Linked DNA regions of Homo sapiens: region 2 is linked to region 1. Evidence: chromatin loops called from intact Hi-C (ENCODE). Cell type or tissue: CD4-positive, alpha-beta T cell. All regions are shown on one strand. Each heading gives the region's core, and the rest is flanking DNA. Links, peaks and the distances in the headings are about the cores only. Region 1 has its middle 20 kb from the start of SMC3. Region 2 overlaps XPNPEP1 (X-prolyl aminopeptidase 1).

Region 1 (5,385 bases), core at 229-5,228:
GAGGTCTCAGTGGTGGCAGCCCAAGGGTCCGAAAGGTGTGGCAGCTTCTTTGCCTTGTCAGATCTTCATCAGAAACTTTGTTAAGTTCAACAGTGCTTCAATTTACATGCTGAGGATTGTAGAACCATATATTGCATGAGAGTCTCCGAACCTGAATTCAGTAAATGAACTAGTCTCCAAGTGTGGTTACAGCAAAATCAATATGAAGCAAATTGTCTTGACAGATAACACTTTGATGGCTTGATCTCTTGGTAAATATGGAATCATCTGTGCAGAGGATCTGATTCATGAGGTCTGTGCTGTTGGAAAATGCTTCAAAGAAGCAAATAACTTCCTCAGGCCTTTCAAATTATCTTCTCCATGAGGAGGAATGAAGGAAAAGACCACCTATTTTGTAGAAGGTGGAGATGCTGGCAACAGGGACAACCAGATCAAAAAGCTCCTTAGAAGGATGAACTATGGTGTGTGCCACAATTATTTCTGTAATCTGATCAGTTAATAAACAGTGATTGCTTTCAAATTGAAAAAATAAATAACAAAAATATTAGCTAAATTAGGAAGCAGACTTTCATAATAATTTTTAACTGTAATTTAGAGGTGACAAAGCAAACTTCACTAGACTTGTTTTCATCAAGAAAAGACACACCTTTGCTAATGCACAGCAGCACCAATAGTAAAACAGATGATGTCTATGGAAGTGATTCCAAGGAAATTAAACTACTACGAAAAGAGTTTGTACTAGTTTTACTCAGAAGTATAATTCCTCACATATTGAGTTCAGTTTTGTAGCCATAATTGACACTAATATTCTAAAACTATAGTATGTTATTTGTAGAGATATGCTAGCTAATAAAGCTCATAAGACCATCAACCTTATGTAGCATTTACATAGAAAACAAAAGAAGTAAATTCAAAACCTAAAGAATACCTTGAAAGAATGTTGAATTTAAAAAACTCATAAGAACAGATGTTCAATATTTCACATATAAACATTAGTAATGTATGAGCATCTTATAAAGCAGCATTTGGGGATGCGAAAATTTAAAAAAGAAGACTTTAGCACAAGACTGTATCAAAGATCTTTGAAATTATGGGTGACTGTGGCAAATAAAGTAACTCAAATGTCGTTTTTCATAACTAGACGAATTCAGTAACTAGCTAATGACATGGCAGATTAACTCACAGATACACGGCTAGCAAAGTCGTTTTCATTGCAAGTTATTGAATGCCCACATACTGCTAAAATGACAATTAATGTAGTATATATGCAATTCAAACATAGTGGAAGAATTTTTTTCAGTTTCATTGATGACAAGCACAACTAGTCCTAAATGTATAAAACTATAAAGGATTACACTGTCAAGGAATGTGGTTTAAGACTGCTGTAGGAAGATGCTTTAATGTGCAGCTTCATTGACAGAAAAGCATACTAAGTTTGAAGAATGTAAATCAATGCACTGCTTTTTTTAATCAGGAAAGTTTTACAATGAAAAAATGTTAGCTGAATTAAACAGTGTCTAGTTGTGTAGTTACATAGCAAAAAAATAGTTATGCAAAGGATAATGCATGAAATTCGAGATTATTCTCTTTATTATAATATGTGTTCATATGGAAGCTGATCATAAACAACTGTTGTAGGTGAGATACGATGCTTACTGAAGAGAAAAGTACTATTAGGAATGTTTGACTGTGAAACAAACTCTTAGTGTTCCTAGAAAGTAAAACAAACATCTTTATAAGGTCCCAATGTGGTTTGGGACAATAGGCATGCTTCTTTGTGTGATATTTTTGGCATTTTAAATGCTTTTACTACTTCTAAGCAGGGAGAAAAAATGCAGCATGATTTTCAATGGCAAAGAAGATTGAAGGGCAAAAATGACAGAAGCTTGGAAGAACAGAATATCCAGAGACTGTTACAACATGCCCCATAGTTTAGCAACAATTATCAGTGATGTTAGTGATAATCTTGATATTGCATATCTGTAAAATGTTATGGTCAAACAAGTTATGGGACATTTACATTTTATTTCCATCAAAAGAAGATTCGTGCATGGGAAATTCATAGATCCATAATCTGTTGCTTTCATTGAAAGACAATTTAACTCTACAGGATAAACTGTTGGAACTGGCAATTGAATAATTGACGAATTTTGAAAATACAGAATCATTTGCTTCATTTTGAATAAAAGTGAAAGATGGAAATCCTGAGCTTCCTAAAATTGTCTTAAAATCTCTTTTTCCTTTCCCGTTAACAAAGCTCTGTGAGACTGGTTCTCCACTAACCTCTTATTAAAACAAAATATAGAAGCCAGGTGCTGTGGTACGTGCCTGCAGTCCTTCCTAGCTACAGGCAGGGGATGGGGGTGGCGGAGGGGGGCAGTCCTGAGGCGGGAGGATCGCTTGAGCCCAGGAGGCTTCAGTGAGCTATGATCTTGCCACTGCACTCCAGCCTCAGTGACACAGTGAGATCCCATTTCTAAAATAAATAAATAAGTAAACAAATAAATAAAATAATTATTCTTTATTAAATTACAACAACAACAACAACAAAAATAGAAGCAATCTCATCACACATTCTACTTTGCAAGTAGCATTATAGTCCATTCTGGCTGGGTTAGATAGGTTGGCAAGCCATAACTTGTGTATTTGTCCATTAAGAATGCTCAATATTTATATGCATGGTGTTCATTCAAAGTAGAGAAACACTATTTTACTCAAAATTTTTCATTTAGTTATAATTGCAGAACAACAAAAATTATAAATGCAATAGCAATTTATATATTAATCATATAATACACACATTCAATAAACATGTACAGATTTTGCAATTATTTTTCCCGTTATGTTTATTCTGATTATATTTATTGAAATGCAATTTTGTCTGTTGAATATGATAATAAAATTTGGTTCAATTTTGTATATCTTTGTTTTTTAATGTAATGTGTCCAGTATTAATAATTCATTTTTATTGTACAATGGATTGGTTTGCAGATTAAAATTCTTTTAAAAACTGGTTCTTCGCCAGCCAATTTGAGAAGCACTGTTCTACAGGTCAACTTTATCTGTAAAGTGAGGATGAACTGCCAACTTTGGAGCAATCACAATTTTGGATTATATAAAGTCCAGCGAGTTATCAGAAAAAAAGGGGCCATGTTCAACATCAGCAGGAAAGGCGAATGGTTATTCTGAGTGTCACATCTTCATCTTTACCACTAGAGGGCGGTGAAGAAGTTCTTGTAATTGTGGGATGCATCACAAAGCCAAAATTGCTTGTAAACCGAGAAATTGAAGCACGCAGGAAAAAAATAAAACACAGAGTAAGATCAATTACCCAGTGAACATTTGTTGGTCGCCAATACTGTCCTGTAACACACTAAGACTCAATACAGAGGTCAAAACCCAGGGTCTATTTGTAGCTAAAATTCAAAATAGTAGGTAAAATTGGGATGGACACAAGATTAAAGAGATAGCTTTGCATGATGAAGAGTCCTGGAGATTAGTTGCATAATAACATCAACATACGTTTAAAAATGCTTAAGATGGTAAATTTTGTGTTATGTGTATTTTGCCACAATTTACGGGGGTGGGAGGAAGAGAAAGAGAGAGAGATTGCTTCTTTAGCCTGGCGTGGGCAGGAACTGTCTATACCCAACCAACAGCTCTAGCTCACAAGACGTGGAGAGGAGAGGTGGAGGTACACAGGCCAATGCATCACAGGGGTTGTGGAGCCTTTGCCGTGGGACCCACACTCACACACACACATGCACTTTTATTCTTAGTTCTGCCACATATCTTAGCCCATCACTCTGCCCCAGTTTTTCAACCCCTGAAAAGCTTAGGGAGCTCGTTTGCATAATCAGTTCATTCATTCATTCATTCATGTATTTGCTTAATGTTAACTGAGCACCTACTCTGTTCCAGGCATCCTGTGAGGTGCTGGGGTACAGCTATGATAAGACAGACAACCTCTGCCCTCAACGTGTTTACAGAGAATTGCCTTTTCTAGTTGAGGCCTTGAAGGGTCCTAGGAACTGTTTTTATCTCAAGTCAGCATCTCCTTCAATCAGTGACAAGTAGGCCATTTGGAGCCGCTGTCTCTAAAGTATTCTCTTGAAACCGTAGGAAGACAAGGACACAAGAGGGAGAATAACCACAGAACCACAAAGGGATCCAAGGTTGCCTTGACAACAGGATCAGAGGAAATAGCCAAGCCCTTGAGGTGCCAGGACTGGACTCTGAGCCTGGGCCGACTGTCCATTCAATGTCACCTTTTGACTTTGACAGGACTTCACTGAAGTGAGTCTTTGAAATCCAAAGGAAGAGAGGCCCACGCACTGAGGAACTCATCCCACGTCCATCCCAGCCTTGTTCTGATTCTGGAGGAACACAGGATGTCCTCACTCCAAAGGCTGCCAGAGACTGCTGGAGGCCGCACAGGAAAATAGGCAAGAGTCTGGCTTATGATTCTAACAAGCTTCAGTTAAACTCGGGCTGGGCCTCAGAGTCGCTGTGTAACAACATATGTCTGTCTGAGCCTCAGTTTCTCTATTTGTAAAGTAGAAATAATACTAATAGTATATAGCACCTCAGGGAATGTTATGAGGATGAAATTACATAATAAATGTGAAGTTCTTAGCACAGTGCCTGGCACACAATAAGCACACACTTAATGTTGTTTAAAAAAAAAAAAAGCTGAGCTGGACTCCATCTTTTCAAATGAGAGAACTGAGGCCCAGCAGCTTAGTAATAGTGGAAAGTTGATGAATTGTGGAATTATACCCAGTTTTGGCTCTCCCAGTAGACTTTGGGAAACTCACTTAGTCTCTCTAAACCTCCGTTTTCTCATCTGTGAAACGGAACAACCAGGTTGTTCTGAGGACTACCTGAGTTATGTTAAGCACCTGGCACCAGAACCTGGCATATTGCATTGTCCAGTAAAATGTTCATTTTTTTGTTCCTCTCTGTGGTTGTCCAGAGTCAAACTTGGTTCTAACTTTAAAATTGCAGCCCTCAAGGAGTTCATGCTCACCTTCACAATGCAAGCTTGGAAGTCAAGCAGCTCTCAACTCAAATCCAGTTCCTGACCTTGGGCACATTACTTAGCTTTTTTCTTTCTGCTGCAGTTTCCTAGTCTGTAAAATGAAGATCATAATAGTACCTCCTTCCCAGTGCTGGCATGAGGATTATGTTTTCTTTTGAAGTGTCCCATAAATGTTTATTATTATGTCCTGCAATCATGGCCCTAATCAAGAGGCTCTCAAGTAGATAAGTAGTATGCTTATATTTTGGTTTATTTGTGTACTAGGCTGTTATCAGAGCTGGGATTCACAGAGTTAGACAAGACTCCTGCTCTTGAGCTGCCCACAGTCTAGGAGAAGAGACTTA
Region 2 (5,385 bases), core at 153-5,152, 660 kb after region 1:
GGGCTTGAATCCAGGCCTCCTGCCTGTTTAAGTAGCGTGCTCCTGTAAGAAATGGTGCTGATTAAAGATGTTTAGGGTAGGTTCTTTCACTGGGTTCCTACTGCTTTCTGGGACCAGGGCTGGAGTTAAAGCACATTTGTTTCTTGCAGGCATCTCCTGGAAGGACAAGGTTGCAGACCTTCGGTTGAAAATGGCTGAGAGGAACGTCATGTGGTTTGTGGTCACTGCCTTGGATGAGATTGCGTGTGAGTGCTCTGGTTTCGCTGTTTGGGCATGTTACCCGATCTCTCCTTTGGGTCTCTGGGTATCTGTGTGTTCATGCCATTCAACTTTCTGAGTGGCCAGGGAATAAGAAGAAGACTACGTCACCAAATGGGTATAGGAGATGCCAACTAGGATGAAGGAGAAAGAATTACAGGGAGCTGGGGAGGGGAGTGAGGCTTGTCCAGAGCAGTATTACAGCTGGGTGATGCCCACCTCTGGCCAGTCCCTCAGGACCATGGCACCTCTGAGGAAGGGCATTTCCTACAAATATTTTATGTCTGTCAGCCTCTGTAGGTGTAGAAGTGGGCTCATAGGAGAGGCCTTCTTTCTTTACACTTGTCCTGTGGTTTCCTAAGGTCTTTATAGTGAGAATGTTCTGGGAGCATTTCTACCTCAGAAAACTAGGAACTAAAAGTTCCTCCCCAAGCCCTTTGATGTAATAGTAGTTTCTCAGTCTTTGGACCTTAACCCACCTTCATGCAGTTGTTCAGCACCTTCTTTCATCTAAAACCTGACGGAATCTGGTTGAACCTTCCTGTCCTGTCTTCTGGTTTCTGAGTGGATTTGACCCAGGGCAACTGAGAAGAGGCACTGCTTTATCTTTTTGCCTTCTCACTAGAGAATGAGACCCTACTGCAGTGTCCTCTCTCTTCAGTCCCTGCATCTTCCATCCACAAAACATTGTCAAGTGTGTCAGTGACTTACATCCCTAATTAACTTAATGATCTCAACGTCAGAGAAAAACACCTGTAAAACTTTTCTCTCTCCCTGATTGTAACAAAAACACAATCCCATGATAGAAAACTTGGAAAATGCAGAGGAAGTAAAAAGAAGAAAAAAAAAATCACGTATAAATTCTGTTACTTAGAGATAATCAGTGTCAATATTCTATGCATATATCATTTTATAGCCTGATTTTTTCACTGTATCAGTACACTATAAGCATATACAAGCATAATTTTAAGTGAGTATTAAATACTCCATCATGTGGTTATACCATAATTTATTTAACTGTTTCCCTAAGGATGACCTTTGGGTTATTTGCAGTAATCCTGTAATTTATTATGATGCTACCATCAAAATCTTGGTTCATGAATCCATGTCTTAGTGTTTGATAATTTTCTTCCTATTTCTGGTTGGCTTTTAGGGCTTTTGACTCATCTTGCCCTTTGTCTGCCAGAAAGTTTGCACCTTTGTATTTGAATTTGTCTGTCTTGCCACACCTGAACACCAGGTACTGTCATTTTTAAAGAAGTGCTAGTATGATAGGTAAAAAATGGTGCCTCATCACTTTAAGAAGCCATTATTTTAAAATAGAGGTTATACTTTTAATGCCCAGGCGTTTTTTTGCTCTGATCCTCATGAGAACAAGTGACGGAAGCTGGAAGTCCTGGGACCAGAACTGTGCTCTCTCCTGGTCTGTCTAGTTCTCAGACGTTCAGCAACATCACTGTTACTGGCTGTCCGCAGGTCCCCCACCCAGTCGTGGTGCCAGAGCAGACCCATGGGTGGGCTGCAGGCTCTGATTTCATTGGTGAGCTGCAGCCTTGCTGACTCACTGCTTTTCTTTCCACCTCTGACAGGAAGCTCCGTCTCCATGGGGCTCACTGACCCTTACAGAGGAGGCTTGCCTGGCTTCCCTTGTGGGAGGGTCTCAGTTTTTCTACCCTAGGTCATCTGCCTCAGAAGGGAGAGAGTGCTCGTCTCCTTCCTTTTTATTTGGGAGCGCCAGAGGTTTGTCGGCTTCAAGGCCAGGCCTGGCAGGTCACCACTAGGCGGATCATTTCAACTCCTTGTGGGGGCAGTTCTCAGGATTTCAACTAATAGCTTTTATTCCCTTCTCCGGGCAGTGATGTGGAAGCCTGAGAAACAGCTCTGGTGCCATCACGTGGTGGACATGAGCAATTGCAGCTCAGAGGTGGAACCAGACGGGAGTCAGGCTTCCAGCCTTTCTGTGCGATTCCACTGAATCCTTGCGCAGCAGCTGGACTCCAAGCTGAAGCTCTTCCCTCCCGCTACAAGCGACCCCTTAACATCTTAAGTCAGACAGGTGACAGGGATTTTGATTTCTTTTCTAGGGCTATTTAATCTCCGAGGATCAGATGTGGAGCACAATCCAGTATTTTTCTCCTACGCAATCATAGGACTAGAGACGATCATGTGAGTGTTTGCCCTGCATCTGGAACTCCCTTCCAGAGCTCCTCAGAGCCCTAGTGTGCCCTTTCTGGTCCTGGCCCACCCATCACTGCCTGATATTTCACTGATGTGCTTCTTTTTTCTTGCCCTTTTAACATTTTCCCTTCTTGTTTTCCTTAGCAGTAGGTGTTTATTTATATCCTGCCTCTCTTTGAGCCCCCAAAATGGTTTGAAACGCATGAAAGTGTCTATAGTTCGGGCCACCCATTTGATGTCAAGTTTTCTAGCAGCCAGTGTTAAGGGGTATATATGCTCAATTATACAATTCTGGGTCCACAATGCAAATAAACCCAGTCATTTTGAAGGTCAAAAATAATATGGGAAAACCCCTCCAACTACGCTTTGTTGAATTGTCAGTTTATTTTTTCAAAGCATTTCGTGTGGCCTTCTTTTCATTACTGTTCTATTTCAATAGCTTTTTGCATTAAGACAACACATTTATTAAGTGCTGGTGATGTGCTAAGGGTCTCTGTTAGGTGCTAGGGTGACTGAAACAGGACGGGGTCCTTGGCTGGAGTTGGGGAGATGAGCATGTCCTCTTTCTAAAGTATTTGGGCACATAAGTGGGCACCAGTCTGCTTGTGGGACAGATACAGGTGTTACGAGAGGGGCCTGACCTAGACTTGGAGATCAGAGCAGACTCTTGGGGAAAGTAATATTTTGAAGCAGAGAGTAAGGATAAATGTGGGTGAGTTAGGTGAATGGCAGGGTGAGGAGGGGCGGGGAACCATGATCCAAGCAGAGGGAACAGCATTTTCAGAGACTCTGGACAGTAGAGAGCACAGTGCATGTGGAGGACCTGAAGTGGTTCAGTGAGGTCAGAACATAGTGAGGCCAGAATGTGAGCAGGGGCCACAGAAAAGAGAGGCCTTGTGGGCCACATTCAGGAGCTTGGGTTCTTTTTCTGAACAAGAATAGTGGGAAGCTATTGAACGAATTTTTCAGAGGGAACCACATGTTAGATGTACAAGTTGTAAAGAATATTATGACTGAAACATCGGTAGATGGGGAAAGACTTAGAGGCTGTGGCACTAACCCAAGTGAGAGATGGTGGGACCTGAACCTGAGTGGTGACTGGGCGAGGCTGTAGATGAGCTGGACAGATTAGATGGAGATTTAGGCTGTGGGTCCCAAGGTCTTAATGAAGGACGGGAAGAGGGTCATCAGTGAAGGAGGACACTGCCCAGATTTCTGGCTTGGCAGATTGGGTGGATGGGGGCAGGGAATGCACCTTGGAGGGCAGGATTTGGGAAAGGAGTGGGGAGGAGAGAAAAGGGGCTTGGTTTTGGTTGCCAGGAAACAGAGCCTGATGTGTATGTGTGTCTGTGTTGCCACCTCTCACTCATGTTCCCTCCTTTTTCTGCCACCCACCTCTCCTCCATCTGCAGGCTCTTCATTGATGGTGACCGCATAGACGCCCCCAGTGTGAAGGAGCACCTGCTTCTTGACTTGGGTCTGGAAGCCGAATACAGGATCCAGGTGCATCCCTACAAGTCCATCCTGAGCGAGCTCAAGGCCCTGTGTGCTGACCTCTCCCCAAGGGAGAAGGTGTGGGTCAGTGACAAGGCCAGCTATGCTGTGAGCGAGACCATCCCCAAGGTTGGTGACCCCACTTTGGCCCATCTAAACTCTGCCACCCCCTTCCCAGTTCTGGTATTGTCTTTGGAGCACAGGCAGATTTCTGAGGCTGCCTGTTGGATCAGAACTGTGGTCTCCATGGATGAGGCCTTAAAGCTGGAGCCATAGCAAGAGCCTGAGGGCCCTTATTGCTTGTTGAGTCTTGTGTTTTCCAGAGTGTGGCATGAGAGATTATTTTAGGTGGTACACATTATTATTTAGGTTTGCTTAAATATATCTGTTTTAACAGCATTTAGCATATAATAGAAAAAACATAACTAGCATGAGTTCATGATATAATTATTTAAAATAAAGTTGAATTTAATAAAGCTGATTTAAAGATGGTCTAAAGTAAAGTACTAAGTGAATAAGGGTACAGCAGTTAAGAAGCTAGGGTAAAAGCTGTGCAGGTGGTATAAGAATGCTTGAAGCTTGGGAAATGCTTCTCTACCCCCTCCTTCTGCCGCACCACATTTTATAGCTAAGGACACTTGAGGCTCAGAGAGGATTGGGGAGTTGGGGATTTGGGGATTTGTCAAATTCAAGTGATAGTGATAGCCTTGCCCTTTACTGAGCCCTTGCTGGGCAGTGCTAAGCAGCTGACACTTGTTGCCTCATTTTCATTAGGGTCTGGGATGGGACTGGAATCCAGGCCTCTTTAGAGGTAGGCTTTTCTACTGTCCTCCCCTGGGCCTCTGGCTGCCAAGTGGCCTTTGGCAAGCCCAGTGATGTCCTTTCTTCTCCACTGAGCAGTGGGGCATCCTGGGAAGAATCCAGGCCTGGCTCTCTAGATCTGGCTTGCCATTGTACCCCTGCCATCATCACACACAGTGTGACTCCTCCTCTCTCTCTCTCCTCTCTCTCTGGAGAGAAAGAGAAAAGGAGATAAGATCACAAAAGCAATTTTAGAAGCTTTGTGCAAGTGCCAGGTGTGCTGAGGCCCCTCTGCTGGATTCTAACTTGTTCTCAAATTGGAAAGGGTCTTCTCCAGCCCTTCAAGATCAGATTATTATCAGTAGCTGAGATAGGACCACTGGGCGGGAAGGGAGGGAGCAGGAGACCTCACTCATCAGGTCATGTGCATGGCTAGACAGGGAGAAAAAGCCCCCTTTGTACAGCAAGAGAAGGGTGATTTCGGTCAAGCTTTCAGTGTTAGTGAACTCTAACCACAACCACAGTGGCTTGGAAAGCAATGTCTTGCTGACGGCAGGCAGCCAGCAGTCTCAAAGAGCTAAGGGAGTGAGGGATGGAAGAGAGACACCTTGTTTGATGTACTTACTCTTTTTGGTTGAGCTTAAGCTCAGGGTC

Evidence for each region. A loop is a pair of places that touch in the nucleus more often than their neighbours do. Peaks named below come from ENCODE experiments on the same cell type or tissue, not always from the same donor. Only the 100,000 strongest peaks of a DNase experiment are listed, where the experiment ranks them.
Region 2: a loop joins it to region 1, with 4 times the contacts of the local background. A loop is called at or near these places in 5 of 110 quality-filtered maps.

What each region holds. Positions count from the first base shown.
Region 1 is chr10:110,545,187-110,550,571 of GRCh38, reverse strand. It overlaps the pseudogene RPL7P35. Among named protein-coding and RNA genes, the nearest start is that of SMC3, 20 kb to the left of the region's middle. In CD4-positive, alpha-beta T cell, for the core only: CTCF peaks have their summits at 2,987 and 3,188 (motif pointing right); a DNase peak (open chromatin) is centred at 3,221.
Region 2 is chr10:109,881,106-109,886,490 of GRCh38, reverse strand. It overlaps XPNPEP1 (X-prolyl aminopeptidase 1), which reads left to right. Exons shown (of 21, transcript NM_020383.4): 8 at 150-245; 9 at 2,343-2,424; 10 at 3,849-4,059. Among named protein-coding and RNA genes, the nearest start is that of XPNPEP1, 40 kb to the left of the region's middle. In CD4-positive, alpha-beta T cell, for the core only: a CTCF peak has its summit at 2,152 (motif pointing left); a DNase peak (open chromatin) is centred at 2,140.